5 separate regions of the Homo sapiens genome follow, and regions 2, 3, 4 and 5 are each linked to region 1. The links are chromatin loops, found by intact Hi-C in ENCODE. Cell type or tissue: mammary epithelial cell. All regions are shown on one strand. Region 1 overlaps LOC105376214 (a long non-coding RNA gene). Region 2 overlaps LOC105376214 (a long non-coding RNA gene). Region 3 holds the start of LOC105376214 (a long non-coding RNA gene). Region 4 overlaps LOC105376207 (a long non-coding RNA gene). Region 5 holds the start of LOC107987112 (a long non-coding RNA gene).

Evidence for each region. Hi-C counts contacts between places; a loop is a spot of excess contacts. Peaks named below come from ENCODE experiments on the same cell type or tissue, not always from the same donor. Only the 100,000 strongest peaks of a DNase experiment are listed, where the experiment ranks them.
Region 2: it touches region 1 in a loop (11-fold over the local background); 3 of 110 quality-filtered maps call a loop at or near these places.
Region 3: it touches region 1 in a loop (2.5-fold over the local background); 3 of 110 quality-filtered maps call a loop at or near these places.
Region 4: a loop joins it to region 1, with 8 times the contacts of the local background. A loop is called at or near these places in 2 of 110 quality-filtered maps.
Region 5: it touches region 1 in a loop (3-fold over the local background); 6 of 110 quality-filtered maps call a loop at or near these places.

The regions. Positions count from the first base shown.
Region 1 is chr9:108,053,623-108,058,622 of GRCh38, reverse strand. The region is part of intron 4 of LOC105376214 (a long non-coding RNA gene); the gene reads left to right. Among named protein-coding and RNA genes, the nearest start is that of KLF4, 570 kb to the right of the region's middle. In mammary epithelial cell, a CTCF peak has its summit at 2,014; DNase peaks (open chromatin) are centred at 1,052, 1,692, 2,322 and 4,722; H3K27ac peaks cover 4,277 bases.
Region 2 is chr9:108,182,471-108,187,470 of GRCh38, reverse strand. All of the region lies in intron 4 of LOC105376214 (a long non-coding RNA gene), which reads left to right. Among named protein-coding and RNA genes, the nearest start is that of ACTL7B, 670 kb to the left of the region's middle. In mammary epithelial cell, a CTCF peak has its summit at 2,230; DNase peaks (open chromatin) are centred at 2,370 and 4,300; H3K27ac peaks cover 841 bases.
Region 3 is chr9:108,441,301-108,446,300 of GRCh38, reverse strand. It overlaps LOC105376214 (a long non-coding RNA gene), which reads left to right and starts at 1,524. Exons shown (of 6, transcript XR_007061722.1): 1 at 1,524-1,848. In mammary epithelial cell, a CTCF peak has its summit at 2,308; a DNase peak (open chromatin) is centred at 1,490; H3K4me3 peaks cover 655 bases; H3K27ac peaks cover 2,751 bases.
Region 4 is chr9:107,705,097-107,710,096 of GRCh38, reverse strand. It overlaps LOC105376207 (a long non-coding RNA gene), which reads left to right. Exons shown (of 4, transcript XR_930225.3): 3 at 3,097-3,602. Among named protein-coding and RNA genes, the nearest start is that of KLF4, 220 kb to the right of the region's middle. In mammary epithelial cell, no CTCF peak of the experiment used is centred here; DNase peaks (open chromatin) are centred at 2,466 and 4,386; H3K27ac peaks cover 1,375 bases.
Region 5 is chr9:107,997,188-108,002,187 of GRCh38, reverse strand. It overlaps LOC107987112 (a long non-coding RNA gene), which reads right to left and starts at 2,257. Exons shown (of 10, transcript XR_007061721.1): 1 at 1,615-2,257; 2 at 1-1,518. RefSeq lists an enhancer at 576-1,775. In mammary epithelial cell, a CTCF peak has its summit at 2,191; a DNase peak (open chromatin) is centred at 2,077.

The DNA.
Region 1 (5,000 bases):
AATGGAATCATTAACCCTCACCTCAGCTAAATTCCTGCTAAAAGAGAAACAGTTAACACACCCCAAAACAAATACCTCTTCTTTCCACTTCCTCATTCTCTTTGCTCCCTCTGAAGCAAACATTTCGGGACCCTTTGTCCCTTTGACAATTGTCCTGCTGCTGCTGGTGGGGTGGTGTTGGAAACGGAGGATCGATCATTATTTTGGACAGAAAACCACCTTTTGCACACAGTAGGCACTCATTATGGCATTGACTGGATGCCACAATGCAGTTGCCCCATAGCTGGGGGTGGAATTTGTAACAACACCCTGTGATTTCATCCTTAGTACCTTGTATAACATGTATACACACACCAAATAAACACAACACAGAAGGACTTCAAAGACGCACCGGCTTTGCTGTTTTCATACCTTGATCAAACAAGGATAAAAAATCATCCAGGGCAATGGTTTAGTAAAGTTTGCTCTGGAAAGTGCCCACCAGTTTCTTAGGAAATTTTACTGGTCTGGGCGAAGCCCAGGACTTGGGAATTTTCATGGAGGCACCCCCAAACCTTATAGGAGAAGAAATCCAATACACAGTCAACTGAACAGGCGCATGTAGATAAATGCCTACTCAGTTTCTGCAACTCAGGCTAGATCCCTTCATTTGTGAGGACTTCCTTATTGCCCAGAGGAGATCGGCTTGCTTCCTTCTCTTTGATCTCACAGCACTTGGTGTGCATCTTATTTATTGCTTTTCATATGCTACATTGCAATGATGCCTTCTCTCATCTCTCCCAGTTACTTGAGGGCAGAGACAAAACACTTCCTTCTTTTCTGTATCTATACACAGTTTAGCATAGAGCCAGGCCCAGGCAAAGACTGATATACGAATACCCCTGGGAGAGCCAAATTCCATCCACTGTCTGTTTTTGTCAATAAAGTTTTGTAGGAACACAGCCATACTCACTGGTTGATATACTGTCTATAGCCGCTTTCAGGCTACAATGGCAAAGTTGGGTAGTTGCTACACAGCCTGTATTGCCTCAAACCGAAATGATTCACTCTCTGGCACTTTACAGAAAAGGCTGGCCAATCCCTGCACAAGCACACACAGCCAGTTTGAAAGAGTCAACCAAAATGTTGCCTCAGGAATGTTAACAAGAACTAGGGAGGCCAGAGTATCATTGAAACAAGAGTCTATTCTGTCTTCTCTCGTAAAGACTTTATCTTTTGCTTTAAAGCCTGCAACTCACCTCACTATTTTTTTTTCTGCATTTGGTTTTTGTCATTGTTTTTCTCCCATTTGGGGGTGTTTCTTTAATATATATTTTTTATTTTCAGTAATGGAATGTGATTCATCCATTAAATATTATCTTTCTGAAGCATGTTATATATCATAGTAAGTAATACTAATAACATCAAGTGCAAATTCACATACAGTCTAATCCCAGCCAAAGTTTTTAAAAGGCAGTGTTCAGGGAGAAGGAAGAAACATACAACAATAACATGAATAATTGCTTCTAGCTATCTAGGCTTGGGCGAGTTTTATTCATTTTTTTATACTTTCTTATATTTACAATAATAATGAATCTAATCTGCCAAGCATCTCTGATAAAAGCAGTTCTGATTTCAGTGCTCCTGTTATTACACAGACACTGTCTCTACTAGGGCATCTCACATTGCTAAATGTTAGACTCACTCATAAATCCTACCTATGATTCATCTCTATCACATCTGTGAAACTGCTTTGGATAAAAGTCATTGTGTAAATGGAAAACATTATCTTTTTTTTTTTTTTTTTGCAATCTTGTAACAAAATTTAAAAATCAGGTTATCCTCTAAGTCTAATTTGCGATTTTAATTCTACTTATTAGGTTGATTCATAAAGATGGATTTCACTGTTTCAGCTGCTTTCTTTAATTAGCTCCTTTCTAATGCAGACATCTAAATTCTGCCAGAGGGTAAAAGAGAAAGTAGCATATACGGTTTCGGTGTGGTGGAAAGACATAGTGGCACAATGCCTTCGAAGGTGGGCTCCACCTTTGCTGCCTCCTAGATGTGACCTTGGGTCAGTCATTTCAGCTTTCAGAGACTCCGTTTCCTCATCTGCAAAATGGGATTACTAATAACCTACTGGGTTACTGGAAGAATTAAAGAAAGCAGTTTTACATAAGTGCTGGATTAAGAGGTTTTTTTATCAAAAAAGAATGCCTTTAAAACTAGTGAAAGTGTTTGCTATAGAAGGAAATGCAATGTGCTTCCAGTGGAAGAACCCAGAAGGAAATGATACTTCCTGTCTCTCTGAGTCAGAAGCAGGAAGAATCTTCCTTCACATGATCTTCTATTATATACTGTAATTTATTTGAAAGAACACGGAAAGATGAGTCAGGGAACCCAGGTCCAGCTTTACCTCTAATTTGCTGTGCAATCTTAAGTAAATCATATTCCCTCTCTGGGCCTGTTTGCTCATTTGTAACATGAGGGCTGTAATTTCTAATATGAAAATTCCATGGATTCAAAAGATTGCAGAAGTGTGTCATATTGACTAAATAAACCAATGAAGTTTTTTTTTTTAAAGTCACTTTGAAAAGGAAAACATTCAACACAGGTATAGTGTTTTACAGCTTACCACATACTTTCATGATCCTCAGAATAGCCCTGGGAGCTCAGAAAGACAAGTATTATGATCTCACGCAACAGAGAAGGAAAACAGGGCCATGATCAGATAGCTAGCAAGTGATTGAACCTGCATATGTACCCAGGGCTGCCTGAAACCAAACTTTGCAAACTTTCTAGTCTACCAGGAAGAATACATTTCAATGTTCTGGTTGTTTACCTTGAACACCTTAAGTTTCCAGTGAATCTCTAATTAAATTACCCATATATTTTCTGTTTGATTATAGGTCTTCCTTGCTCTGCTGTAAGATTTACCAGCATGGGAAATTCATTTGCACAGGGCCATCTTTACAGTGTTCACGGTCTAGATTTTCATTGAAGGAGAGTCCCCAGTTGGGAAACACTCCTACAGAGGGAAGCCAGTAACATCAGGAGAAGGCAAGCTCGGAGTTTTCTAAGAAGCTCCGTTGCGGCCAAGCCTTTTCATTTCATGACCTCAGCCGAAAGCTGGAGGAAAACAACCCCAAACACAGCTCAAACTGGGTCTGCACACAGGAAGGCAATTGCTCTAGTAGGAGGTAAAACCGGACTGGTACTTTAGGTGCAGGGTAACTGGGACAAATCACATACATCCTTGGAGTGTACGTGTCTTTGTGGGCAAATGTGTAGGGTAAAATGCCTAACAAATTTACTGTTTTCAACTTAATAGGCTCAGGTGTCCTCTCCTCTAGGAAATCTTCCCTGGTTCCCCCACACAGGATCACAAATCATCCCCTTTGCTCCCAAGTCAAAGCGTTTGTCTTTTGTAGTATCTACTTATCACATGTAAGATTATTATTCTATGTTTACTTATCTATCTTTCCCAGTTGACTGTGAGCTTCTTGAAGATAACAATGACATGATTTTTTTCTGTATATATGTAAATATTTCTTATTTTTCTGTCTAAGCTATTCAAGTCTCCTAGAGTATTGAGACATTGTGTTTGCAATATTTTACTCTGGCAATATCTTCACAATGGCTCTAAGACTTTTCAGGCCCTCCCTTCAACCCTGTGTTTCTCTGAGCCTCCATCCTCTTGCCTCAGTACTCATTTCACCTTAGCCACGCTGGATTTCTTGTTGCTGTTTTGACACACAGCACATTCCTGACTTGCCCCTTTGAGGCATACTGTCCCTCACTCTTCCTGGATGCCCCCTAGAAACCTCTAGGCTGACCTCATCACCTCCTCCATGCCTTGCTTGGATCTCCCAATCTTGATGAAGCCCAACATCTCCACCCATTTTGTTGTGTTTCCTGCCTCCCCAGGTAGCCCTTGGCACTCCTAACACTCCTTCCCATGCTTAGCTTTCTTCTTTTCCATAGCACAGTCCATGTTAACCTATGATGTATCATTGTGGCTTTTATTTTGTGTCTGTATCTCCTTCTAGAATGTGACCTTCATGAGAAAAGGGAATCTTTGTCTTGCCTGCTGGAACAAAATACATCCCTAGAAAAGTGTCAGGCACATAGTAAATGCTCACACAGAGTTTTGCACTGATTTAAATCTACTGATTTTTTTTTTCTACTTGAGCTATTTAAGTCCCCCATGAGAATCAGGCTGAGCTCTTCCAATATTTTGGACCTAAACATTCCAGCTGATCACTCTCTCTCTCCTGGTCTTTGTGCAGACATGACCTTAATGATGTCGAGCCCCATGGCAAAGCTTTGCCCACAGGAAGCGAAGAGCCCCTTAATAAAGCAGATTTCCTTTTGCTATTCAACAGCAAGGGCTTTGGGCTGTTTAAAAAAAAAAATTGTGTTTCTCCTTATCAAATAGTTCCAAAACTGAATTTTCGAAATGGGTGAAGACCTCCTAGACACCCTGAAGATGGGATGAACTCCCCTTATTTGTCAGAGAGTGCTGGGCTGGAGCAGGGACCCCTTTCTGTGTGCTCGTCTTCCTCATTTCCATTGTCTTTCCACCTCTACGAGTCGTTAACTGTATTAATCACAACTAAAACAAAGCTAATAATTGCTTCTTGGAACGTTGTGTAACACCATGGAACGCTGCCACGGGCCTCTGAGAATCGGCCTCTAACTGCTCGGAGTGATTTCTCAGGGATTTTAACTCAGCCCGTCTTTAAGCTGAATGTTTATCATTTTCCTTTTTATTGTTTCTGGCTCCTCCCCTGCCTTTGAAGTTTCTGAAATCTTTAAGCATTTGGCTAGTCTCTATACACCGCAGGTCTTCTCCCTCAAAGAGGGCACCTGGCCAGGAGAAAGGAACTGGAGCTCCTCTCTTGGCTGGGCCTATAAAACAATCAGATTGCTCTGCAGCCTGCCATTTGAAACGTGAGCTGTGCTGAAAGTACAGATAATGCAGCGTGTTCCAAGGAGATTAGAATATCCCAGTGGGATTT
Region 2 (5,000 bases), 130 kb before region 1:
TTAAAGGTGGAAAAATACAATTGAAGAGGGTGATTGGAGAGCCAAACTTCAAAGATTAACTAGCCATCGGTACTGAGGGTGGCCTGGAACCTTCCTCCTTGTACAGAGGATTCCAATAGGCCCTCATCTACTTGGCTTCAAGAGAAGACTGTAGCTTTAGAGTACTAACTTTATAGTCAGCTCATAGGAATGGGTATGGCCTGGCGCCCTCATCCAGGCTTGGCCAATCAGCTCAGAGTAATGGATATTCCAGCAAGGGACTTCTTGCAGCTGTCAAAGCCTGGCTCCAGTGCACACACTCCAAGCTCAGGATACTTGGCCACCTCCCAGGCTGCTGGAAGCATCCAGTGCATTCTTGGCCACAGCACATCTTATGTAGATGAGGAAGTGGGAAGCATAATTTATTCTTTGGGCAAACTGGGGGCTGGTGAATGGGTGTCTTGACCCAATTTCTGATTAGAATGCCAGCTGCAGAAGATAGGTTGTGTCCTGACTCTGGGGGAGCTGAGAGTGAGAGCATATCCAGGGAGAAGGTGGAGGAAATAGAGAAGAATGAGTAGGACTGGTACCCAGGAGGGCAAGGCCCAGGCATGCGGGAATATCTGTGCTGCCTGAAGAGACAGTGGAGATGCAGCTGGAGGCAGGGGAGCTCTCATCTTTCAGAGAAATGAATCCACTCAGAACAGAGTTCAGGCCCCGGGAGGCACCAGCTCACTATTAATAACCATGTTAATAGCTAGCATTTCTTAAGCATTTACTGTATGCCAGGCATTGTGCTTAGTATTCTTGACATGGATTGTGGCATCTAATCATGACAATTGCTCTCTGAGGCATTTACTAATAGCAGTGTTCATATTTAGGTGGTATGCCTGGTTGTTAAAATATTGAAATAGTTGAAACCTGGTTAGTAAATGCTGCTAATGTGAGCTCCCTAAGTGGTCTCTGCCCATCTCATGAGGCAGGAAAGCAGAGGACCATGCTGAGGGATCTGTGTCATGCTGTATTGGTTGATACATATTTTTAATGTTGTTGTTATAGACCTAATAATGGTCCTCAAAGACAGCCAGGTTCTAATTCCTGGAATCTGTAAATGTCACCTTAGGTGGCAAAAGAGACTTCACAGGTGTGATTAAGTGAAGGATTTGGAGATAGAGAGATTATCCTGGTGAGCGGTAAGTGAAATCACAGGTGTCCTTAGAAGAGGGAGGCAGAAGCCAGGCATGGTGGCGCACAGCTGTAATCCCAGCACTTTGGGAGGCCGAGGCAGGTGGATCACCTGAGGTCAGGAGTTTGAGACCAGCCTGACTAACATGGTAAAGCCCCATCTCTACTAAATACAAAAAATTAGCTGGGTGTGGTGGTGTAGGCCTGTAATTCCAGCTACTTGGGAGGCTGAGGCAGGAGAATCGCTTGAACCTGGGAGGTTCAAGGGAGGTTGCAATGAGCTGAGATTGCACCATTGCACTCCAGCTGGGCAACAAGAGTGAAACTCTATCTCAAAAAAAAAAAAAAAAAAAAAAAAAAAAAAGAGGCAGGCAGAGGGAGATTTGACACCGAATGCTGAAGATGCTGTGATGATGGAAGCAGAGAGAGATCTGAACATGCTATGCTACACTCCTGGCTTTGAAGGTGGATGGAATGGCCATAATTCGAGGAATGCAGCTCTAGAAGCTGAAAAAGACCAGTAAATGGACTCTCCCTAGAGCCTCTGGAGAGAGCACAGCCCTGCCAATGCCTTTGTTTCAGCCTAGTAAAGCTGACTTCGAGCTTCTGGCCTCCATAACTGTAAGCAAATAAGTGTGCGTATTTTAAGCCACCAAACTTATGACAATTTGTTAGCATGGCGTAGGAAACAAGTACAGTTTTCCAGCTGAGACGACTAAAGCTGGATGAATTAAGTGATTTGCTCCAAGTTTGTGGCCTGAGTTTGAATTTAGGCTGCTTGATTCTAGAACACTTGTCCTTTACCACCAAGCTGCCTTCTAGTAATGCTGCAAGGAAATTGCCAATGAACCCATTTTCAACATGAGATCAATCACAGTGGGTTAGAGAGGCGTATGACCTGTTTGAGGCCACAGCCTTCCCTAAAGGACAGAACTGGGATCTGGAACACCGGTGTATTCATTCTGATGCATTCTATATGATAAAGTCCTCCTGCCCTGTGGCCTGGGCTAAAATAATGGCTGCAACTTGGAGGCTTTGCAGGTATCCAAAATTCGCTCCCAGCCACCAGGTGCTGATCTCCCAAGGAGCAGCAAGACTCCCACAAACACTGTCCAACACTGGAGGCCAGGCTGCAGGTATGCATCTTGGCCAAGCAGTGTGGCTTAGGAATGTAGGTGGAGAAGCAGTCCAGACCTGCCAACTAGGCTGCTGCAGGGAGCCATAAATACCAGACTGGGGAAAGGAAGTGGGCCTGACTCAGCCAAGCCACATGCCTCTCTTGAACAGCCTGCTTTCTGGATTCAGCTCTATCCGGAGAAATCAGTCGGGGGACACTCCTCAGCTGGCAGCAGGCTGAAGCACACACCACAGAGGGACCTGGGGACGCCCGTTGGTCAGGGCTTTCCTGGCCAGCTGTGGTGAGTTTGTGCCGGTGCTTCCATTCAATCATTCAATCCTGAATTCTTCCAGAGGCTTCCTGGGGCCAGATCCCTCCACAGTTTCAGGTCAGTCCAAAGAATGATTACAGAAACCGTAATCTGTGAGAGACTATGCAAAGCACAAAAGAGTACCTATGGGTGCAAAGTAACATTTTCTTCTCCTTGCACACATGATTTCTCTGTCATGTCTTTCAAATTACCACATGAGGGAACCCGGTACAAATATCAAAAGATGGAGACCAATTCCTGGGACAGCAGAGGAAGGAAAGGTCCTACCTGGTTGCAGCCTCCGGGAGCATTTCCCACTGTTAGGAGTCTGAGCCTTGAAAAGTGAATGAGAGCTGTTAGGAGTTGAATTCTATCTTCTGAAAGGATATGCAGAAGTCCCAACTCTTGGTACACATGAATATGACCCTACAGGGGTTCCCTTTTATCTGAGATTTCCCTTTCCATGATTTTGATTTCTGTGGTTTCCTTTACTTTCAGGCAACAATGATCTAAAAATATGAAACGGAAAATCCAGAAATAAAGAATTCCTAAGTTTTAAATTGTTTATCATTCTGAGTAGCTTGATGAAATTTTGCACCATCCTGCTCTGTCCCACCTGGGACATGAATTGTCTTTTTATTCAGCATATCCACACTGCGTAAGCTACCTGCCCATGAGTCACTTATTAGCCATCTTGGAGATCAGATTGACTGTCATGGTATTGCAGTGCTTGTGTTCAAGTAACCCTTACTTTACTTAATAATGTCCCCAGTGGGGAAGAGTAATGAGGCCGGCAATTTGGATATGCCAAAGAGAAGCCAAAAAATGAAAGTTCTTGACTTATTGAAGAAAGAAAAAAAAACTGCATACTGAGATCACTAATATCTATGGTAAGAACAAATCCATTAGTGAAATAATGAGGAAGGAAAAAGAAATTCACACTGGTTTTACTGTCACACCTTAAACTGCAGAAGTTATGGCCACAGTATGTGATAAGTGTTTAGTTAAGATGACAAAGGCATTGCATTTGTGGGTGGAAGACATAAACAGAAAGATGTTCCAATTGACCGCAATCAGATTTGGTACAATCCGTGGTTTCAGCATCCACTGGGGGTCTTGGAATGTATCCCCCATGTATAAGAGGAGACTATTGTATTTGGAAATAGGATCTTTGCAGACGTAATCAAGTTGTGATGAGGTCATTAGGGTGGGTCCTTAATCCAATGTGACTGGTGTCTTTATAACAAAAGGAGAATGCCACATGAAGACAGAGACACACAGACCTACAAAGGAAGAGCACCACGACATGACGGAGGCAGAGATGGGAGCGATGCTGCTGTACAAGGAACACCAAGGATTACCGGCCATCACCAGAGGCTCGAAAGGGGCAAGGAAGGATTCTACTTCTCAGAGGGAACATGTTCAGCAGACACCTCAATTTTAGACTTCTGTCCTCCAGAATATGTGAAAGTACATTTCTGTTGTTGTAAGCCATCCAGTTTGTGGCACTTTGTCCTGGCAGTCCCAGGAAACTAGGATCAGAGAGCTTGTGTCTTGAGATAGCCCATTCTTCATGTCTCCTGCAGACCAGGGTCAAGCCCTGCTGCACCGAGTCTCATACTGAGACTGAGCGTGGAGATGTGGGAATCCCCGTGTGAGCCAAGGCCTGGTGGCTGGAAGGATGGGATCACGTTTAGGGAAAATATGAGTCTGGTTTCAGAGCAGCCAGCCATGGTGAATGAGGCTAGATAGGTAGTCCAGGGCCAGATTGTGACTCATTCCCAAACAAAATAGAAGAGCCTCAGCTTTGGACTTCCTCTTTCTCAGACGGACAAAGCATGCAAAAGTCACATAAATTACCATGAAGATGAAATGTCAGAGCCAACCTCCCTTCCCTCCACACCTTACATGGACACATAGTTTTTGTTTTGAAAATCTCTGCTTCCCTGTTTTTGTTTTTTGTTTTTTTTTTCTGAAAAGTGGATACCCTCCCTGATTTCCACCTATGGTTGGAACAAATTGAAAGGTAGACAAAGGAGTTAGTAAGATGGATATCAAAATACAACTTTCAATATCATAAAACCTTGTTGAAATGCATGGTGTTTAGAGTCAAATGCATCTGACCTCAGAGCAGTTAAATGGTGAGAAAGTTCAAGTTTGCAGAGCAGACCTACTAAGCTATTGTCACTGCCTCATCCTGTGTGGGGTTGGAGGTGAGAAGTCAAGCCAAACCCCCAGGGTCAGGGTTTCTGATGAAGATACCCAGAGGGAACCATCGAACGACAGCTGTTCCTCTAGCCAGAGAGCTTACTATACCTCCGAAGGGAGGACTCAGAGAAGGGCAGGCCGCCAAAATGCTCAAGGAAATTTAGAGGTGTGGAGAATAAGCTTTCCACCCCTTGAAACCTT
Region 3 (5,000 bases), 390 kb before region 1:
TTTCCTTTTCTGTTGTCGGATCAATTGGGTTCTTTTTTACTTTTCTTCTCCTATGCAGTCAGCTGGTTCCTAGACAAAGACCCTGAAATGCAGTTCAGTATAATTTAACAGACCTCTGGGGAATGACTTTAAATGAATACTGCCCACACTGTGGCACTGAAACTGGGGACTGTCAGCAAACAGATAAGTCAATTTTAAAGTTTCTCTATGGGAGCTGCACAGAGCTCCTCTCACTGTTGATGGCCTATCCTGTTCACAGCTTCAGCCTGTGGAAATGCTTTGATTCAGCAGCAAGTTCGGGCTTTCAAACATTGCAATGGGCCTTTGTTGGCAACTGCTCTGCCTGCATGCACAGAGGACTCATTCTTCCATGAAGGGCCAGAGGGCCTGCTGATGGGCCAAACCAGTTCACACTGATGTTGCTTGTGGGAGGGAGAAGAAAGCAGGCAGGATTGGTATGGCCCATAATGGGGCCATTTATTCCTTTCCTTCCCAGTATCCTCTTCCCTCAGTGCGTGCCACCTTCAGCGTGCCTCTTGTTCGATGGTCTTTGAGCTGCAATTCTTAAAGACTAAAATATCTCTGACACTCCTTTAAAATAAATTCCTGAATATACAACAGAGGCTGTTACAAGGTACCATCTCCAGTGTCCCTGGAGGGAAATGCTTTGCTGAGAAAGTAATGTCATCACACGCTCCTCCGTACACCCACCTTTGCCTTTGATCTTACAGTGTTTACCTGTAGCTCATTGGTACCAAGGCAAACTGAGTATCGAGCATTCGACTTTGAACTAGGTCTGGTTCTCCAAGAGGAGTTCTTTGATGTCAGTTCCATTATGCATTGTTTATTACCCTTTCAAACATACCCACATGTATTTCTAAGACCAAGGCTCTTCTTTACCCATTCAAAAGGAGAGCGGGGGTTTGTTGCCATATTGGCTATCCTTTGATATTTTTTAAATGAGAGAAATAATATCTCTGGAGTCCATTTTGTCCACTTACAAATTATTTTAACAATATATGTGAAGGGCAATTTTACATTCTCTCTATCCCATTACTATCTTCCAAAACACAATTATATGTCAATTGCATGACTCAGAACCTCTTCTGCCCAAGTAATAAATCATAAGTGTAATGGGTAAAAAGAATTTGTCATTGTTCAGTGTGTATACAGAGTTATGTGGCATATAACCTCAGATTTCTTTCAGATCATATATAAATACATAATAAAATAATAATGCTCATTAGTCAACACCAAATATAAGTTCCAGATGTCTGAACATCAAAGTATTTATAGGCCTATAGGAATAGCCTTGAGACAGGAACAGTTCTTCAAAAATGGTACTGGAAGAAAGCAGGCTACAAAAACCTCCCAAATTCCCTGAAACAAAAGCTATTCTTGTTTATACATAAATTATGAATGACTTTTTAAGGGCTGACTCATTGGCCAGTGCATGTGCCTACAAATCCGGTTTCTCAAGAGGATGGGAGCTGACTGGACTAACAGGAATTCTACAACAAATCATATTTTCCCTGCTTGTCTCTAAAGCAAGTCATTTTGTCCGGAGGTTCAGCCACCTCTCTTGTCAAGGCACAGCAGGGGCTGTTGCTTGCCTGGGAACCCTGCCAAAGCTGTAACAGCACTCAATTCACCTAGCAGGGGCCACCTGCTTCAGGGGCATTGTGGACCAGTCCTCTGGACACTAGTTTTTGGAAGAAGGGACTTGACAGCCCCGGTGAGTGGTGAGATTGAGTGGCACCAGGTGGACTGCTTGCCTGAGGCCGCTCACCCCATGCAACTGCAATTCCCAAGCCTTTTCCCTGGATGTCAGCCTCTATCCACAGCGAGGTAGGTGTGGGAGAACCACCCTGGAGGCTCCTAATCCCAACTGTGCCATGTATTCACTGCCTGGCTTTAAACAAATTAGCTTACGTTTCTCTTAAATTTTCTCATCCATAAAATGTAGTGCCATACAGAATAACTTTTCAGGTCCTGTCCAGCTTTGATAAGTTTTCCTTTACACAAAAGGACATAAATGTACATATTACTTAGTTCATCCATGTGCTGTAGGAGACCTTGATCACCAATATTGCTAATAAGTGGCTTAGTCATGACTCAAAATAAAATTCATGGCAAATACAGATCTTCCAAGACTAGAAGCGTTTCTCTTTTGCAAGGAGGAGCAGGGGCAGGACACAACAGTTCTTTCTGAGGGTTTAATATGAAAAGTTAGAGCCCAGACAAGTTGTTTGCAACATGAAAAAAAAATCCTATTATCCTTCTCTGTCTCATATCTTCCTCCTACAGGCAGGAGGGAAAAAGTGAAAGCACTTTTTAAACATAGTGATTCAAACCTTCCAGTGACTGATAGTGTATGAATGTCAAGAATTTTGAACATGAGTTATCCGTCCCAATTTTTCTATCCCAAATGCTTTTTGTTGGTTTTTCTAACCAGGGGAGAATGCTCCTCGGAAGGAAGTATTTCATTTTTGAAGTGTTAAATGGGGAAGTTTGTATTTGAATCTGAGCTCCATTGGAGCTCTTTGGAAAGCTGTTTTAAGTGGAGATAACCACACCTCTTTCCCTCCTTTTTCTCGGAGGGAATATGCTTTTATTGGCACACTTGTCTACGTGCAGAATCCTGAATTTCTTCTGATAAAAGTTTGATGAATACAAGGTGGTAATAGTGCTCAGTTATCACTTTTCATTAATCAATAAAGACTGCAAACTTCTACAGTCAACATGGAATAAAGTCAACACGAAATGGAGATTACTTAAACCTTGAAGCTCCAACGTTGCACAATTAACAATAAATCCATTATTACTTGATGCATTTGCTGAAACAAAAAACACATGTGACTGGAAATTCAAAAACTGAACAGGCATTGGCAAATGTTTTCCAAATATAATACACTATCCTGACAGCTAATGCATCAACAGTGTTTACTTCAGCAAATGTTTCTAATTTGCAGGGGGAAAAAACAAGTGTCTTATAATAATCTTTAACATTTGAATACGTGTATGTTGCTTTACAGTTTACAAAGCACTTTCAATGTATACATCCCCTCAACTGATCCTTAAAATCACCCTGGGAGGTAGACAGGACACGTATTTTATTATCTTCCAACAATTTTTAGTTCCCCCAACTTGTCATGGTGTTCTTTGTCTCTGTGGTTTCACACGTGCGTTTCTTGAGTCCTGGAATGCCCTCTTTCCCCTCCCCTGCCCCATTTTTCATCTAGTTAATTCCCAGTCAACTTTAAAAATCAACACAACCACTGCCTCCTTTCAAATCCTGTGGAAGTCTCCAGGCTGATGTAGACATCTCCCTTCTGTGTTGCTCCAATACCTTATGTGTGGCTGTGATCACATTTTGCTGTAATCTGTTCGCTTTTCTGTCTCTCTTACTAGACTGTGCACTAACTTGATTGCATGGCGCTTGTTTTATTTACTTGACATCTGTAGCACCTACCACTATCCCTGTTGTAAGTAAGGACTCAGTAAATGTCTGGTGAAAGAATAAATGAAGTCCATTTATGAGATGAGACTGAAGTTCACAAATGTAGGTGTCTTGTTCAAGGTCACACACTTAGTGAAGGACAGGGACTGAACTTTAACCTGTACTGCTGGTTTTCCAGTCCAGTAGTCTTTTCCTCGATATCACCCTGTGTTTGCTCTGCTTATTTCTATTGAAACTTATGAAATATTCATGGATATAACGTAATAGCATTTTGAGGATATTTCTGCAGCATATATAAGAAGTCATTGGGAAGAAATTTTTGCTAACTTCTTATCTTAGTTCTTTATTCATTTATTATTTTTTACTCAGTTCCTATTTTCTTCTATCAAGGATTTGAGGCAGCTTAAAATAACGTTAACATAAAACAAGGATAAAAGATAAAGAGCCAGAAAAAAGAGAAAGTAAGGTGGGAAGTTTTCGTATCAGAAATTCTAGGCAATGAGAAAGACTGCAGTTGAGCTTAAAACTTGTCCTTGAGCATCCTGAGATCCCAGTAGAAAAGAGAAACACAATGTGCTGTATTGCTGTTATTACATATAGAAAGAGAACACTCCAGAAGACTTTTTTCCCTCATAACATTAAGGGAAATTAACTCTATGGATATTTATATGACTCCATGAGAAACACAGTGGAAAATGCCTTCACCTGCAGCTCACACAAGAGGAATTCCTTCAACAAACATTTTAAAAAATCTCCTATAAGTTGGACACTGTATTAAGGATTAGGACAAAGATGAGTAAGATAAGACCCTACTTTCAAGAGACTTCACAATCTGCTAGCAGAGAAAAGCAGTACACAACTAACTAAATGGGCAGAAGCCTTCTTAACAGATGTTTGTTGTAGTTACCCTAATAATAACTGGAGGCATAGAGATCCCTTGAAGACATCTCTATGAGGAAGTGAAATGCAGAATATGTATGTAGGTTGCATTTTGAGATTAATACTTCCTGCTCAGTCCTTATTTTTTAAAAATCACATAGATCAACAAATATTTATGCATATTATAATGCTTAATAATGAAGGGATTCATGTCCTATTAATTTCTGTTTGAATTTCTCTTAATTCTTTCATTTAAAATCTGTGCACATTGTGTAATTGCTGTTCATAATAAGAATATGTGTGCTTTAAAAGCTTATAAATATTATCCATACGTGGAGACATCTTTTCCAACTATAGACCATTAGGAAGTAAACCTAATAATAAATTGTCTGGCCTTAGAAAACATGGTTAGAGTGAAAAGTCCACATTTTGTTCCTGTAATTTGTAACGCACTCAGAAAATACCAAAGCTGGCTCAGAACCAGCTGACGAGCCCTCCAGCACTGGATTCATAATGGGGAGCCTATTTTTCTTTTATTACTGGTAACTGGAAAAGCCTAGCAACTATTTTCCATTGACATTCCCTCCAGGATGGAGAGCTTGTTTTTCCTAGATTTTTGTGTATTTTTAGGCAGTCATCTTGGGCAGTCTGGCTTTGTATC
Region 4 (5,000 bases), 350 kb after region 1:
CAGTGCCTAATAGGTAGTCCTTGTAATTCCTTGACTCTATATTCATGTAGAAACTCTATCATCCTCCTTAATATCATCCTCGTTATTATCATTATCATTACAGAGTATGGACTCAGTCTCCCAATCATTATCAACAAATCCTCCAGTCACCTTCCTAAAGTCCTAAGTCAAAGAACTACTCTAGATACTAGTATAAAAGATTCCCAAGCTGGGCGCAGTGGCTCACACCTGAAATCCCAACACTTTGGGAGGCTGAGGTAGACGGATCACCTGAGGTCAGGAGTTCCAGATCAGCCTGGCCAATATGGTGAAACCCCAGCTCTACTAAAAAAATACAAAAATTAGCCGCGCATGGTGGTGCATGCCTGTAATCCCAGCTACTTGGGAGGCTGAGGCAGGAGACTTGCTTGAACCCGGGAGGCGGAGGTTGCAGTGAGCTGAGATCGTGCCATTACACTCCAGCCTGGGCAACAGAGCAAGACTCCCTCTCAAAAAAAAAAAAAAAAAAAAAAAAGATTCCAAGATTCCCAGCTTGGAAAGACTCTACCTGACTATGAAAATCAAGATTTTGGTGCCCTGTGCAAATAAAACCAGATACACAATTCTCCCAGAGACATGCTTTTTTGTCTCTGGCTATGTTGCATGTTACTCCAGGATTGTGCTGGCCTTTTCGAGTTGGGGCAGACATGGACCAGGTGCACTGCTCAGATCTCTCTTAGAGAAAGAACTTGCCATTGTGCTGCATGAGATAAGGTAGCTGATAGTGTCTTGCCATAACACCTTCAGGATGTACTCAGCTTTCAAGCCAGGACCACCTTCCTCCTGAGCATCCTCTAGCCAATGGCTAGTCCTCATGCCTGGCCATTTCTGCCTAATATGGGACTCCTTTAGCAGGCAGTCATTGTTCTGGAGCTCTCATTTGGGTTGGCAGAGACTTTGGGAGACCTGAATTGAGGTCTGAGGTTCTCCTTGTCATGGTCTGAAGGCTTTCCTTGCCCAATTCTGCTTCTCGTGCTTGTTATTTAACGCAAGTGACATTGCTCTCCCCAATAAACTGCTTATATTTCTAACTTCCTCTCATAAGCTGCTTCTCAGAGAACCCAATTGACAAACATATCTTATCTTAGTCTGACAGAAGAGAAGAACTCAAAAACTTTCTTTGCCTCTTTGGAGATTTGTCTGGGCAAAGGAGTGATCTGTGACTCCTGAGGCTTTTGAGAATGAGCTGCTACCATCATGAAAAGCATGCATATCTGTACATGAACTTCTTTGGTAATCTGGTGATACCTACAGACACCTTCTCAGATTTGGTCAGACCAAAGCCAGCAGGATTGGATTGAAGTTTGCCCAGTACCTGGAGTCATGCTCAAAGGACTTGTTTTTGTTTTTTGTGTGTGTGTGTGTTTTGTTGTTGTTGTTGTTTGAGACGGAGTCTCACTCTGTCGCCTACGCTGGAGTGCAGTGGCGTGATCTCGGCTCACTGCAAGCTCCGCCTCCAGGGTTCACGCCATTCTCCTGCCTCAGCCTCCTGAGTAGCTGGGACTACAGGTGCCCGCCACCATGCCAGCTAATTTTTTGTATTTTTTGTATTTTTTTTTTAGTAGAGATGAAGTTTCACCGTGTTAGCCAGGATGGTCTCGATCTCCTGACCTCATGATCCTCCCGCCTTGGCCTCCCAAAGTGCTAGTATCACAGGCGTGAGCCACTGCGCCCGGCCAAGGACTTGCAATCAATAGGATTGCATTCGGACAACAACCAGAGGGACTAAACACTTTGACATAGGAGTGGTGGCCTAAGTCACCAGTGGCATTTAGTCTGATAAAGAGAAATTTTGGAAGGAAAAGGACACAGAGATAAGGCTACTATGTAGAACAGGGGTTGGCAAAGATATCCTGTAAAGGATGATACAGTAAATATTTTTGGCTTTGTGGACAGATGACTCATCTGGTCTCTGTCACAGCCGTACACTCTGCCATTGTACACAAAAGCAGCCATAGAGGATACAGAGATGAATGGGTGTGGCTATGTTCCAATAAAACTTCATTTGCAAAAACTGGTAGGTGGTCAGATTTGACCAGTCGGCCATAGTTTGTTGACCTCTGATGCAGAAAAAGGAAAGTTGGAGGAAAACATTTACTTAGAATCTACTTTATCCCAAGCATTTACACAGTATTTCATTGATTCTTCATAGAAGCTCTTTGAGGTAGGTCATATTTCACAATTTTCATAGGCATGAAAACTGAGTCCATATACTCCTATACTTGTATACTTCCTATACAAGTTATTAAGAAAATATGCCCCAAATCCCACAGCTATGATGCAATAGCCTTAGGATTCTAAGAACTCTCTATCATAGTACTCCCTGGAGAACAGCGGGGGTAAAATCTACATCTGGCATGATTCACCACCCTAGTGATAACACATAGTACATCCGTAAGGGTCACCAAGTTCCGGACGCATCCTGAGAAATGTGAAGACTGTGATTCTAGCAACGAGGAGGAGACCTGGGTCACTGGGTTGAAAGATGTGATGAGGCAACATGTGATGCCCATTCTTGATGGAAACAAACCAGCAAAGGGTTTTTCTCATTGTTTTAAGTGCTTTTAATGAATTGATTCATTAACCACAGAGATATTTTCCACAGCACCACTTACTGCCGAACTTTCTGCCAAGAACAAGGCCAAAGGCAAAGATCTCCGGACAGCTGCAGCATCAGGGAAGATTGATGCAGTTATATCATCCCCCCCACCCCACCCAGGCAGAAGAACTGCTTCTCCCCCTCCCCTCTTCCCATCCCATTAACTTGAAATATATCCCTTGAAGGCTTCCCCATATTAAACTATCCAGCCAAACACCAGATAATGACTCCCTTCTCCACAGCCTGTCCACACTGCCATTATCACATCTTTTTCTCCGAAAGACCATCCCGACATTATTTATCACTGTACCCAGTACTCAGAGAATGCCTAATACACAGACTCACTCCATAGTGAGTTAAACTTCATTTAAATGTGCCTCATCCAAATGCATTCATCTGTGTTTCTTATTTAACCCCCATGGCAATCACTGAGCAAATTATCATCTCTTATTTTATAGATGAAAGAAACCAAGGCTTCAAAAGGAAGCTACACTGAAGCAGAAAGAACTAGTGGTACCCCTGGAAGCCACACCTGCTCTTCCTATGCTCCAGGGCTCTGTGCCATTCCTGCAGCTTGAGCCAGGAGGAATGTTTGCAAGGATACCAGCCATTTTGCCAATGTGCACAGTTTTTCTTTAGTCATTACTGGAGGAGACTGACTTTCTTCTGTTTCAAATATCTAAAGATCACTTTCAGAGCAAACTGAGAGTAAACTAACTGGATGGGCTAATCCTACCTTGGATCCTCCTCTGCCATTTCATTGTTAGAATCAATTTCTGCAGGAGTATTTCACATATTTTACTGTCAGTGTCTCTGCAAACCCAACACATTATGGAGGAGAGAGCAAGCCTCTGAAGCCAGACACACCTGAGATTAAATCCTGGTTCTGCCATTTTATTAGCCATGTGACTTTAAAAGGTTACTTAATCTCTCAGGGCCTTGATTTCCTCATCTGTAAAATTGGGTAAGAATGCCTACTTTGTTTTATTTGTTGTTGTTGTTTTGTCCGGTTTGGGGTGTTTGTTTGTTTGATAGAGACAGTGTCTTACTCTTGCCCAGGCTGGAGCGCACTGGCATGAGTATAGCTCACTGCAAAGATGCCTACTTTGTAGGCTTGTGGAATTAAGAAAAATAATGAGCCAGAAAAAAATATTGTTTAAATGTTTATATAGATGAAATATATAGATGACATATGATAGATAGATATAGAGATGATAAATGACGATGCTGATAGATAGATAGATAGATAGATAGATAGATAGATAGATAGATAGATGGCAGCATGTAACATTAAACTTATTTTGTAGCCTAAGAAATTGAATATTAAGAGTTTAAGAAAAGGAAGAATAATAATACCCTCCATAAACACCTGGCCTCTTTCTGGATGGGAATCTGAGACTGAGATATTAAAGAACTTGCCCAAGGCCACACAGCTAAAAATTGGCCAAGTCTCATTGCACATCCTGCACTTGCACAGTGCCTGGCATGCACTAGGCATTCAGTGAGCCTTTGCAGACTAATTAACTGAATGCATAAGACATGGCCTAAAAACTAGGATGTAATTCAAGAGAACAATTGTCTGGCCTTCTTCAAGCAGTGCCATTCTTGTTGTCTCTTATTTGGATGAGAAATGTTACTTGAGTTTTAGCGACCACAGTGGGAATTATCTCCACAGCCCTGAGAGCTAACTCAACCGATTGTCTACAACCTTCTCACAAAAGAGAGGCCAGGGCTCAAGAACACAGGAATTTTAACTGCTCCAATGACTAATCTTTAACAAGTGAGGTCAAGTTTTCTTCTTGCCTTGAGAATATTACAGAAATACATTTCCACATGGTGATATTCAATGTACCATCAGTTCTCATTTGTTTTAATGCTATAAAATTAGGTTTGGTTCTACAAACACGGAGAACCATGATTGCATAATAGAAAGAGCACTGGCTACAGAGTTAGGAGACATGTGTTCAAATTTCAGTTTCTCTGCACTCTGGGTGTGAATCTCAGCCTCTTTGCCTCTGTTTCCTCATGTATAAAATGGAAATAGTAATACTTGCTCCTCTCCATTACAGTAGAGAGGATTAAGCAGGATCATGTATATTAAAGTGTCTGGCTTAATGATTCACACATAGTAATTGCCTAATAAATATTTATTCATTTAATGGAATGTTCGTGCAGTGTCTGGCATATTCGAGATGCACAATAGGATCCTATCCAATTAGTTCAAATCTAGCCTTATACCTGAGTCCATAGAAGGTCCTTAATAGGTGTTTTCATTCACTCAATGGAATACTTACCCAATGGCTGGCATGGTAGTTGTTTAATGGGCATTCATTCATTCAGTCAAATTCTAGTGCAGTGCATA
Region 5 (5,000 bases), 56 kb after region 1:
CTCATGACTCAGTGTCTTCATCTTTCAACTGGGCACAATAATATCTACCCCCCACCCAGGGTTAGTTGTAGACTATATAAGTTAGGGTTTACAAGGAAACTGTCACATAGCAGACCCTCAATAAATGTTAGCTCCTCTCACAACTCGTACCCCATGAGACATTGAGCAAATCATTTAATGAGTGTTAGAATTTCTCTGTTGCAAAATTAAGCCCATTTGCCTTGCTCTTTCTACCTCTCAAGGCTGATTTGAGAGGTTAAATTGATAGTGGAATGAATGTACTTTGTAAATGGAAAGCACTAAGGCAAAATCAAATTTATTGGGAGAGCTCTTTTAACCATGTGGGAATGACTCAGGAGAGGAGAGGAGAGAGTGCGTCCTTATTAAAGACTCACCCCTTCAATCACCCCTTAGATCTGAGGCACTTTAGAAAGTCCCACCTTTGCTTGGACTTCTAGACTAATCAATTATTATCAAAGAGCTGGAGAAAAGGTTCAGTTGCTGTTGAAGTCAAAACCATGTTCGCTACAGGGCCAGTCTCCAACCCTTTAAATGCCATAAAGCCTCAAAGAAATAAAAACTGGCAAAGCCTGACGCCAGCTACATGATTAACTGGACAAAGCCTATGCACTCTAAGCCATGAGATCAAAGAGAATATTCTTTCCAACACATAAACCCTCTTAGAGAACTGGAACATGATTCATCCTAACAAGCCACTTAGGGGTCAGGTAAGCAGACCATCCCCTGCCTGAGGAAGTCCTGGACAGGAAAGTGATGGAGTCACACTTAAGGACCTTCATATTCAGAGGCAAGATGTTCATGACCTGAGACGAGAGTCCAAACAGCTAACTTCCTGAGAAAATCCTCCATGTATTTACAAAGTCGTGAGATCCTTGAGGGTAAGGGTGCCTCTGACTCAGCGGACATCCCAGTTTCTAGTTCAAAGCCTCACATTGACTGGGTCCTTAGGAACCTAGTTTTTTATGCTTGTGTCACAAAAGTCTTCACTATGAACTCATAGCTTAGCCCTAACTCACCTACCGAGGCTCCTCTTCCCCTTTATCTTTCTTATGGAAGAAAAACGAATGTAGACAGATGTGCTTGCAAGCCACCTCCTGAAATAATCAAAGAGGCTCAAAGCCATTGGAATAGGAAGATGACTAGGATACGCGTCATCATTATTTCTCTCTTATTAATACGGAGGTGTTATGAATCAAATGTTTGTGTTCTCTCAAAATTCATTTGTGGAAGCTCTAATCCCCAGTTGATGGTATTTGGAGACACAGCCTTTGAAGGTGATTAGGATGAGACGAGGTCATGACGGTGGGGTCCTGGTCCAATGGAATTAAAGCTCTTTTAATAAGAGACACCAGAGAGTTTCCTCACTCTCTCCCAGGTGTAAGCGCCAAGGAAAGGCTATGTGAGCACACAGGGAGCAGGTGGCTGTCTGCAAGCCAGGAGAGCCCTCACCCAGAAACCAATAATGTTGACACCTTGATGGACTTTCAAGCTCCAGAACTGTGAGAAAATAAATTTTGACAGCATTTTTTACAGCAGCCCAAACTGACTAAGACAGGAGGTAAAGAGAATTCTTCCCTAGCATTTGACACCAACCTCTTCCTAGTTGTTCGAGCCAGAAACCTAGGAGTCATCTTCGATTCCTCTGAAGTCTTCTGTCTTCCTCACCTAAGCAATTGCAATGTCTTTAAAAAAATCTCTCTCCAACCTGATTTACTCTGTGTCCGGACTTCTCCAGATCCTCGCCATCCCCAGAACATTTGCACTAGATCAGAAGAGTTTCAAAAGTTCCCATCTCTGAGCTGTGTGGAGTACTTAGCACACATAACTGATGCAGACATGTGGAAAGGAAGAAGGAAATAATGAATACATTAATTCCTATCTTGTGCCAGGACTGCATGAGGTGTATAATCTCAATGAGTGTTGTAAATCTTCTCTGCTTGTTTCAGGTAAGGAGATGGAGATGCAGAGAAGGAAAATGACTTGCCTAGGATTGCATGCTGGTAAGAGGAGGAACTTATCGGAAGATCTGGGTGTTGGTTGCAAATTCCATACTTGCTGCATTACAATGTGCACAGTAATGACCATCTTGGGGCCGGGCCCAGGACAATAGCATGTAGTTGGTGCTCAACAAAGAGTTATTATAGGAAGGACTCAAAACACCACCTGCTGACCAGGCACAGTGGCTCACCTGTAATTCAGATACTTTGGGAGGCTGAGGTGGGAGGATTACTTGAGCTCAGATGTTCAATACCAGCCTGGGCAATGTAGTGAGACCTCATCTCTACTAAAAATCAAAACAATTAGCTGGGTGTGGTGGTGGGCAGCACCTTCGATCTACTGAAGCTGCAGTAAGCTTGCTCATACCACTACATTCCAGCCTGAGTGAGACAGCAAGACCCTGTCAAAAAAAAAAAAAAAACAAAAAAACAACAAAACAAAACAAAAAAAAACACACACAGAGAGAGAGAGAGAAAAGAAAAAAAGCCAAACAAACACTTACTGTGCCCCGCCATGTGCTGGGTAATGCACCATGCCTCTCACCTCAACTGAGTACAATAGTATTACCTGATTGTACAGAGAGTTGGAGGTTAAATTACTCTTCTTTTTGAAGACGTTTCATCATCTGGAAAAAAAGAAAATGAAAAACCTAATTTTTCCTAAGGATTAGTAGAAGGTCAGACAGCTAGTACAGCTCAACTCCAAGGCTGATGCTTTGGACTTGGGACTTTGTCAAGCATCCATCCTCCTGGAGGGCACTGTACCCAAGCTAACTAAACATTTCTCTTTTTCCGTGTGGCTGCATCTCTGCTGGAACTGAGATTGGTAGTTAAGGAGGGGACTTAAAGAGTATCAGTTTGAAACTGCTTATCTTCTGGCTGCTGCTGAGCTTCATGTGCTGCATTCCCCCTCAGCTACCTGGAATCCTGGAATTCCGTGTCCCGAGGGCACTTAGGAGAGAAGAGGTGCATGGTTGGATGTAATGCGACACCGTGGGCAGGCTGCTCTTCCAATTATCATGTAGCTCCAGATTAGGAGTTCAACAAGCCACCCTTGGCTCAATGCAATTTCCAAAGCCAGGCAAGACCCAGAGGGAGAAATTCTCTCTAGACAGCAACTGAACTGAGTACATTTGGAAGCAGTGGGTGAGATGGTTGCTATTGAGCTCAGACCATAGAATTTTAGGGATCAGGAACTTGCCTTTAGGGTAGTCAGCTAAGAGGAGCAGTATCCTCGGTATTTACCTTCTGACTGCTGGTGTTCACAATGACAGCCAGGGCTCCAGTGAGGCTGCAAGCACCAGAGGGATTTTCCCTAGGAAGCTAGAATAACCAAGGCTTGCAAACTTAAAACTAAAATAGCTCAGATGTGGAAGGTACAACTCAACCCGTTAAGTGAATGAATGATTCATAGCATGGAGGTGGGGTTGGCTCTGCCCTTTCATTTTCAACTATCTGCAAGTCCCTAAGGATACCTCTTTTCTGAATTAAAATCAGGAGAAAAATATCTAAATTATCTTATTCTCAGTTGTCCCGTAGTGCTTTTTCCAACCCTCACCAAAAGACAGACATCTTTTTATAAATGGCGACTGCCTTTGCTAACAGAAGGTGCTGCTTTCATTTCTAATAATGGCACTCGTGTTCACTGGGAAACAAGAATGTATTGAACATAGCACCAACTTTGGAATTACATGGTCTGAATTAAATTCCGTCTCCGTGCACCATGCTGTGCAATATTGGGCAAGTTCCTTTATCTCCCCAAGTCTCAGGTTCTTCACTGTAGAATGGAGACAATAACAACAGAAGCTAAAATGTATTGAGCACTTCGATGTTGCAAATCACTTTGAACATGGGAGGGGAGGTCTAGCCATGCAGCCTCACTACCAAACTATTCACCAGGCAGTAACAATGTGTCATAACAGATAGTTCTCAATGGCTTACATGGCATTTTTATAATAGAGACTTCCTTTGATTTTTTTCAATTGTTCAATGAGATAGACCCAGTAGGGCTGATGAAACCCATTTTGTAATGAAGAAATGATGCTTAGAGAGATTAAGTGGCTTTTCTGAGGTAATCTAACTTGCAAATGAAGGAGATGGATTTGAACACAGGTCATAACCACAATGCTATGTGCTATGCATGTGCTTTATAAGTTTCTCATTTACTATTTAGAGTAGCAGTTCTCAACCAGGGGCAATTTTGCCTCCCAGGAAACATTTAGCAACGTGTCTAAAAACAGTTTAAATTCTCACAACTGGGGGATGCAGGACTACTGCTTCTAGTGTGTGGAGGCTGAGATGCCATATGTTCTACAATGCACAGGTCAGTCCCTGTGCAGCAAGGAATTATCTGTCCCCAAATGTCAATGGTGCCAAAGTTGAAATACTATGATACAGAGTAAAGGACAAACGCGAGTTGTTTCCATTTTATAGATGATAAGACTGAGACCCAGAGATTAAGTTACTTTCCCAGGGTCATTTAAGATATGGTGAAGCGGGGATTTAAAGCCAGACTATTTGAACCTACATTCCACTTCCTAACTACTAAGCTATATTCTCTCTCCAAGGAAATCTATATTGAATCCATTCAAGAGTCTTGGACGGTAACAAAAAAATACATCCTTCAAGTGAAGAAAGTATATGAGGGGGCTTTGCCCACTCCTCCAGAGAAAATATAACCTTAATCTAAACCTGAGACTTCAGAGTAGGGCCTGTCTCCCCCCAAATAGCTCAGCCCTTGATTTTTGTTTTACCAAATAGTATACTTGTTTTACTCCAAAGGAAAGTCTAGTTCCTTCTCTAAAATGCCAACATTGTTAGTCCTAAATTCTAAAGAATTTAAATTGGAGAATTCATTCTAAATTCTAAAGAAATAGAAATGAAGGACCAAAAATGATGATTGATGAGAACATGACACAGGACAAAAGGGCGAGGAGCCTGGGTCCCCAGAAGAATGTGCTGTCAGGCTGCACTGGTTCTCGC